3 separate regions of the Homo sapiens genome follow, and all the other regions are linked to region 3. Evidence: chromatin loops called from intact Hi-C (ENCODE). Cell type or tissue: heart right ventricle. All regions are shown on one strand.

Region 1 (2,500 bases), 480 kb before region 3:
TTTGGTTTCTTTTTCTTTTTGTTTGTTGTTTTTGATTGTGTTTTGAGTTTGGGAACAACAGAAAGGGCTTCTCTTCAATGCAAGGCATCAGGATAATGCTGGCCTGGGGCAGACATACTGATTTTCTATCTTTTAGAACTGGATTCCGGTGGGCTCAACTTCTAAAACCAGAGTCAGTGACAAGTCTTGATTAATAAAGTTCTTAGATTTGTGAAATAAAGAAAACTGATTATCCAAGGAATTTGTCAATTCCAAGTTAGCATTTGCCTTTGTTTTATTGCTAGCTGGACAAAGTCATTATGCTACTGGCAAAATAACTAAATAAAATCATTTTTAAATTATCTGATAGAATGAAAAGTTAGTGGTACTACCCTGATCCCAAAAATATGCTTCCTAAGCCAAATAGTCAAACAGTATTGAAATTAAAAGAGAAAGAGGAAGAAAGTGCCAGAACTTGAATATATTTTCTGTCACATTTAACTCATTATTAGAGGAATCCTCCAATGTCTGCTTGGCTTCCTCTCCCTAAGGGTTTCCCACGGGTCCTCAATTTCCCAACACCTCCCAGCACCTGGGGTCCCACTTACCCCTCCTTTTCCCAGCAGTGTCCTAGGGACCTTGAGAGTAGAGCTAGTACCATGCATTTAATCCAGAAGCTAGTGACCCTCATGTGGTTTGCATGTATTCATAATGACATGCTCTGAGTGTGTCAGCCAGTACCATCTGGGGTGCCTGGAGCAGTGTCTGGGAGCCTGTGACAACTCAATCTCAGGCCAGAGGATGGGAAAACATATTGGATGATTGCAATTCCCTTTTAGGCCGGGAGACTCTCTGGCATTAAGATGTCCACATCTGCTAAACCCATTACAAAGTCTCTGTTCTTCATGAGTATTACAATAAGAATAGCCATTAATCTGGCTAAATCACGGTTCCTTTCTGGCATGATCCAATCTGTTCCTAAAAACATGTTGGGGTGTGTTAGTCTCTAGTTACAGCTCCTGGCCAGTCTTCTGGCTGCTTATGCTGGAAGAGTCGAGCCAGGCCACTTGGTACTGAATTGACAGTCCCTGAAAAAGGCCAAGACCTGATGTCACCCTGGGGACTATTTGCTGGGGAAAAGTACATGTATCCAGAACTCAATGCATCTGGCCCTCACAGCACTTAATCTCTGTATTAGTGCTTCTCAGTCTTTAGAATGTGTAAAAATTACCTGGAGAATTTGTTAAAACACCATTCATGAGCCCAAGCCCATGGATTCAGATTCAGTGGGGTCTGGAGAGGGGCCTGGGAATTTGGTGACCGTACTTTAAGTAGCATTTTTCTATCCTGTTGCAATGCAAAGTGTGGTCCTCATCCCAACAGCATTGCCATCACCTGGGAATCTCTTGGAACTATAAGTACTAGGACCCCACTTAGACCCATTAAATCTGAATCTATATCTTAACAGGCATTCTTTGCACTTTAAAGATTGAGGCACACAAATCTATATCACTCATTCACTGTCTAAAACAGAGCAGCAAATCATGGACTTGGAGGGACCCTTAGGAGTTCAAGTGCTTTAGGTCATTGCCTACAAAATGATACGTTATTAATTCTATATTGCTTTTTATTAACTTTCTATGGATATCTGTGTCTTTCACCTAAATTGTAATAACCTCAAAAGGCAGTGGCCACGTCTTAAAATTCTTGCACAAAATATCCTGCATATAGTAGGCACATATCAAATATTCATTGGTTGATTGGTTGGTTGTGAAAATATTCCAAAAATATCTCATAAAATGAAGGGATGGTCCCTGTTTCATTCATAAAGAAAGGTGTATCACCAGTTGTGGTCTGTGCTTATTTTTAAATTTACAAAACACTGTTTTAAATTTACAAATTTACAAAACACTGTTTTAAATTTACAAATTTACAAAGCAGAAAGCTGGGGAATAATCTAAAATTGCAGCATCTGAACTCTCATTGGCATAGTCCCCCTGTTCTGAGAGTTTGTTCCTCATTGTTTTATAAGGAAGTTATCAACGGTAAATAAGGACTATACTAGGCTGGGAAGCTATTGTTCCTTTCCATCTCGTTCAGTGCTGTATTTGGAAAGTTTTGCTTTAAGGAATGATGAAAGTAATCATGGGGAGAGGGGAATAAAACCTTCAACAGGAAATGGATCATATCAGGCCTTGAAACCACTGTGGGAAGCTGGTATTCTTCTCTAAGAGCACAACAAGGCCCTGATAGATCTCAAGCAGGGGGAGTCATTATCTGATTCAGACTCAGGATATATGTTGTTGTTGTTGTTGTTGTTGTTTTAATCCATAGGCTTCACTCATTAACTGGATGTAGGATAGGGCTGGGTGAGCAGGGGCTGAGAAATAGAACTTGAGAATAATTTCTTGATTTTTGGAAGATTATAGTGCTATTGCCAAGGTTGGGAAGGTAAAAGCAATATTGGGGGTGGAATCAAATGTTATGTGTCAGATGCCATGAGACATGTACATAAAGAGGT
Region 2 (2,500 bases), 360 kb before region 3:
AGCTATTGTTGCCTTGGCCTCTAAGTACATAACTCAAACAGAGCTACCATATGAGTAGGCTCCATGGGAAATTATACCTTTAATACACCAGAGCACTAACATGGGAGTCACAGGACCAGGATTCTGGCCTAATGTTGCCAATAAATTGCTATGTCATCTTGGGCAAGTCACAGCATTTCCGTTGAGCTAAATAGCTCAAGGGGGCCCTTGAGCTATTTTTAAAATCTTGGAGAGTCCAGTGGGGAGCACCTAATTATTGGAGCTGAGGCTGCACCAGCTCTGCCCTTGCTTTTGGAAGAAATTATCTCATAGTCTCATGATATTCTGATTATTTTACTTCAATCTGTCTGGCATTCTAATTGGCAGCTGCATATGACTTTACCTAACAAAAGTGAAAATTATCAATGAACTACTGAAAAAGTTTAGGGTTTTAATAGAAAGATCTGACAAAATATATGGGAGAGATTTTAAAAAGAGATCCCTGGTGATGCAAAGTCTCAGAACCATCTCCCAAGGTACTAATTGGCTCTACCATATTCTATTTCTAGCATCCTCCTTAAAGATCCTGATTCTCCAGAATTTTCTCCCGTAAGAGGAGATTTAAAAATGTTTCAACTCATTATTCCCCTGCCTCTTCTCACCACACAAATGCTGTTACTAGTCATGTGACACTGACCACAGGCCGCCAATCTTCATACAGTGGCCTCTTTCTGGCCATTGATCGTCTAAGATGAACAGAATATTAAATATTAACTTATTCTTTCCAAAATAATTATGGAGTCTATACTCTGGGCAAGGTCTTGTTCTAGATAATGGAATATAGCAGTGAACAAAACAGACAAATTCTCTGCCCTTGTGGAGTTTGTATTCTACTAGGGAAAGATAGACAATAAACCAAATCATCAAAGAAATATATAAAGGTAGTGATAAGTGCTCTGAAGGAAAAAACAGGCTGGCTAAGGGAACAGGGATGATGCATCAGGAAAGGCTGCAGAGAGAAGGTTAAAACTGAGCAGGTACTTGAGGGTGAGAGATCAATGTTATTGGTGTCTGGGGAAGAGGCACCAGGTGGAGCATTGAGCCAGAGGTGGACATGAGGAGCCATTAGCCACCATGGCTAGAGAGGAGCAAGCCAGACAGTGAGTGAGGGACTAAGGGCACAGATCCCATAGGTCCTTGTGGACTATGGGCAAGACTGTGAGTTTTATTCCAAGTATGTGACAGGAAACCGCTGGAGAAGGGATGGGAAGTTTTACAAAGGAGCTGCCACAGTAATAAAAATCAGCAAACTCTGCTGTCTTTGTGTCCCTGGATTGGAATGAAACTTGTTCCCCATTTTAAACAGAAGCCTCTACCATGCTTGAAACTCTAGTGCTGCTCTTTAACCCTGGCAATAACTCAAAGTAATTCAATGGAAGACCCATTTTTAGTGTAAAGGTTAAAATGACAGCAAAGACTATTGCAGGCAAATGCAAAACCCTTCACTAAATCACATAGATTTTTAAACTAGAATAGGATCTATAACTCACAGCTCACCTATTTCTCCATCCAGGCGTGCCTAGGTATGCTAGCATTTGTGTGTTGGCTGGAATAAAGCTTTTTTTGCTCAGAAAAAAGACGGGGGATGTGTTCATTTAACAACAAAATCTCATTTTTTTCTGCCTGCCTGCTTAGGACAAAGATCTGGGGTTCCTTTCTTAATCTACAAAGTCTACTCTTTAAGGTCTGATTGGGGACCCCAAATTTGAATTGTCAGCCATATAACTCCTATTAAAAGCTCACATAAAAGAATATATTTAAGAGGGTTTTCAGCGTTTTCCATCAAATCGTTCCCAGGGTCAGCAGAGAATATATTTATCACAACATCTATAGGTATAGCCTGAAGTGACCTGATGAAAAAAGAAATTTTTTCAAAGAGATTTCATCATAAAAATATTCTTGGCTGGGCACGGTGGCTCCTGCCTGTAATCCCAACACTTTGGGAGGCCAAGGCAGGCAGATCACCTGAGGTCAAGAGTTCCAGACCAAAACGGCCAACATGATGAAACCCCAGCTCTACTAAAAATATAAAAATTAGCTGAGTGCAGCAGCATGCACCTGTAGTCCCAGCTACTCAGGAGTCTGAGGCAGGAGGATTGCCTGAACCTGGGAGGCGAAGGTTGCAGTGAGCCAAGATCGTGCCACTGCACTTCAGCCTGGGTGACAGGGCAAGACTCCATCTCAAAATAATAATAATAAATTTATATATATAGATATATATATATTTGTGTGTGTATATATATATACATATCTCCTCTTGATTGTTTGTTATATACCATACATCATAATCTATCCATGTTTATTTTAACATGTAGAATTTTAAAATACCAGTTAAAATGCTCAACATTTTCTCTCCTTCGTTTCTTATATTTGAGCAAGATGAGCATCCTTGATTGTGCCCTATGTTGATCATGTGGCTTTGGGTCCTCCCTGGCATCCAGGCTAGGTACTCAGGAAGAAA
Region 3 (2,500 bases):
AAATTTCTCTTAGCCTCGTAAGTAATTTTAGAAAACATTCACTATAAGATCCCAAATAAAGTTGGAAGACTTGCAATTTCTTTATCTGAGGATATTTGGAAATATTGACATATCAGGAGGAAATGGTAACTTTTTAAAAGTATGTATATTCAAATAGTTATGTCAGTTTTCATACCCACAGTTATCTGAGAAATTGTGGTTTCATTCATTTAGCCAATCAGTCATTCATTCAACAAATATTTATTTACAGGCATCGTGCTAAGGAATATCCCAGTTTCACTAGGCTTCTCTCCCAGCCTTTCATTGTGATCTTACAGTGTCTAGGCTTGGCCTGCCATCAGTGTACTTGTATTTGCATTTGGAAGGTATCTCCTTTCAACTCTGAAAGACAGAGGTGGTCTAATGGAGGCCAAGAGAACCCATGTTTAGGCTGAAATGCCACCATTTAGCAAATATGTGATCCTGGGCAAAGTATTTATTCTCTCAGACTCAGTTTCTCATCAGTAAAATGGGGCCTAATAATTATAATATCCAGTTTGCAGGGATACTTGAGGATTATAGAGCATAAAAGCACTCTGAAACTGAAGATCTCTGTGAATGGTCTTTTATTTAATGCCTGAGAAACTTGCATTGCCTTAAGAAAATTATCCCAAATGGTCCAAGCATTAGATTATTGTAAGAGATGAAACCATTTCTTCTGACTATTGTATTAAAAAACATATTTACTTTTGTAGTTGACTTTTTAAATTCTTAATATTAGTCAAAGTAGTAAACACACATGGAGGCACACTCAAATAGTACCGAAGGACAAGAGGAAAGGTGCAGTCCCCTGACACCTCCAATCCCCTTCTCCAGCACAATCTGCAGAAAGAACCATGCAACCATTCCTATTTTCTGTTCTTCAGCTTTACCCCACAGTTATATTGCCCTTATACTGTCTTAATAGTGGGAGGAAACATCCCGGGGTTTTCCAAAACTGCACCAATTTCTTCTACACCTCTTCTAGGACACTTGTTGAAAGTGAACAGGAACACCTAGGTACATTCTAATTTTTCAAACAGTGGTTTTCCAGGCAGAATCTTGATCAATGTCATCGGCATACATGTTCATTTTTAAAATTCCATACATAATTTTCTATGGCTTAATAAAATATAAACAACTTTCCACATCCCAATTTTTTGCATGTGTGTTATTATGGACAAAAGTTTGTTTTGCTTTTTTTGCTTGTTTGTGTGTTTCTTGTGCTAGTCACCTAAGAATGAAACTGCCACCCTCAACAAAACCAGGAATGGAACACTGTAGCACAGAACACAAATGCGGGTTTCCACAGACCACAGCACAGAATTTGGGTAAAGCAATAGTGCCCTCTTCTGGCTACAATGAAAAACCAATTATAGAAGGGTCTGAAGATATTCAAAACCAACCCTACCGAAAAAGAAAACAATGAACATTGTGTGTAGACCCTTGTGGATCCGTTTGAGCAGCCACTCTTGCTGTCATAGCCCTAAAGTTTCTGCATTCAAATGAGCAATGCCAAATGTAATCTGGGGTCCGGCCGGCCTGCAACAATGCCGTGAGCTCCTGTGTTCCTTAGACTGGCTAGCAGAGGGCACAGCTGGGTCATGTATTTTCTCAGCAGAGACTGAGCAATTTCCAACTAGCCAACCCAGTGCCACTGCCCCCTCTGTGCACAATAATAATATAAGTTGTCCTGAGGGCCCCTGGACAGGGACTCATTTGTCCAATGGGATGGTCTTGGAGCTAGTAACAATGACTAGAATCCCTAACATTTATATGGTCTTGTGTGCTAGGCACTTTCTATGCTTATTTCCTTTAATCCCCACAGCAACCCTGAAAGAATAATGTCTCACTTCGGTGAAGCCAAGAGCTGAGTGCTTAACCACTGAACTACATTGCCTCCTCTATTTTCCTGATTATCTAAGGCCCATTCTTTTCTGTTCTCTGGAATGCCAGCCTTGAACACCTGGCACATACCCAGTGGATTTCTAAGAAATGATTTTCTTGGTTTACTTTGCTCCATGTTGACAGGCCTGATAAAGGTGTGACAAATGAGAAGCTGGAATCAATTGACTAAAATGGTATAGTTGTGTTTTTTTAATCCACTTGTACTCTTTTACCATAGTTGATTGAATGTCTTACCAGATCATTCTTTCATTCTGGCACACAGTACCCATAAGAGATTGTTACATCAGTTCACAAGCAAAGGAATGTCCTAATCAAATTGCTCTTTTAAATTTAGATCAGACATAGTTCCTTAACTATGGAATGAAGCACTGTTTCCCCAACTATGATCAAATCCCAAATATTGAGAGAAGCATCTTTTTCCCACTTTGAAATCTGTAATCCAAATGTCCAGGCAAGCTCTGGGTATCCTCCTGGAAGGATCTGGAGCAAAAATGCAATGGAAAATGAAGGAAGTGTTTAACTTCTTGGCTGTAGCCAGCAACTGTGACATTATGTTTAAAAACCCACGATGCAC

Evidence for each region. Peaks named below come from ENCODE experiments on the same cell type or tissue, not always from the same donor. Only the 100,000 strongest peaks of a DNase experiment are listed, where the experiment ranks them.
Region 1: it touches region 3 in a loop (3-fold over the local background); 5 of 110 quality-filtered maps call a loop at or near these places.
Region 2: it touches region 3 in a loop (2.3-fold over the local background); 24 of 110 quality-filtered maps call a loop at or near these places.

Annotation. Positions count from the first base shown.
Region 1 is chr5:74,164,107-74,166,606 of GRCh38, forward strand. No RefSeq gene overlaps it. Among named protein-coding and RNA genes, the nearest start is that of LINC02122, 62 kb to the left of the region's middle. In heart right ventricle, no CTCF peak of the experiment used is centred here; DNase peaks (open chromatin) are centred at 735 and 1,015; H3K27ac peaks cover 2,082 bases.
Region 2 is chr5:74,289,694-74,292,193 of GRCh38, forward strand. No RefSeq gene overlaps it. Among named protein-coding and RNA genes, the nearest start is that of LINC01335, 17 kb to the right of the region's middle. In heart right ventricle, a CTCF peak has its summit at 1,063; no DNase peak of the experiment used is centred here; H3K27ac peaks cover 628 bases.
Region 3 is chr5:74,647,615-74,650,114 of GRCh38, forward strand. It overlaps a transcript of HEXB not described here. Among named protein-coding and RNA genes, the nearest start is that of ENC1, 8.1 kb to the left of the region's middle. RefSeq lists an enhancer at 1,435-1,514. In heart right ventricle, a CTCF peak has its summit at 1,374 (motif pointing left); no DNase peak of the experiment used is centred here; H3K4me3 peaks cover 352 bases.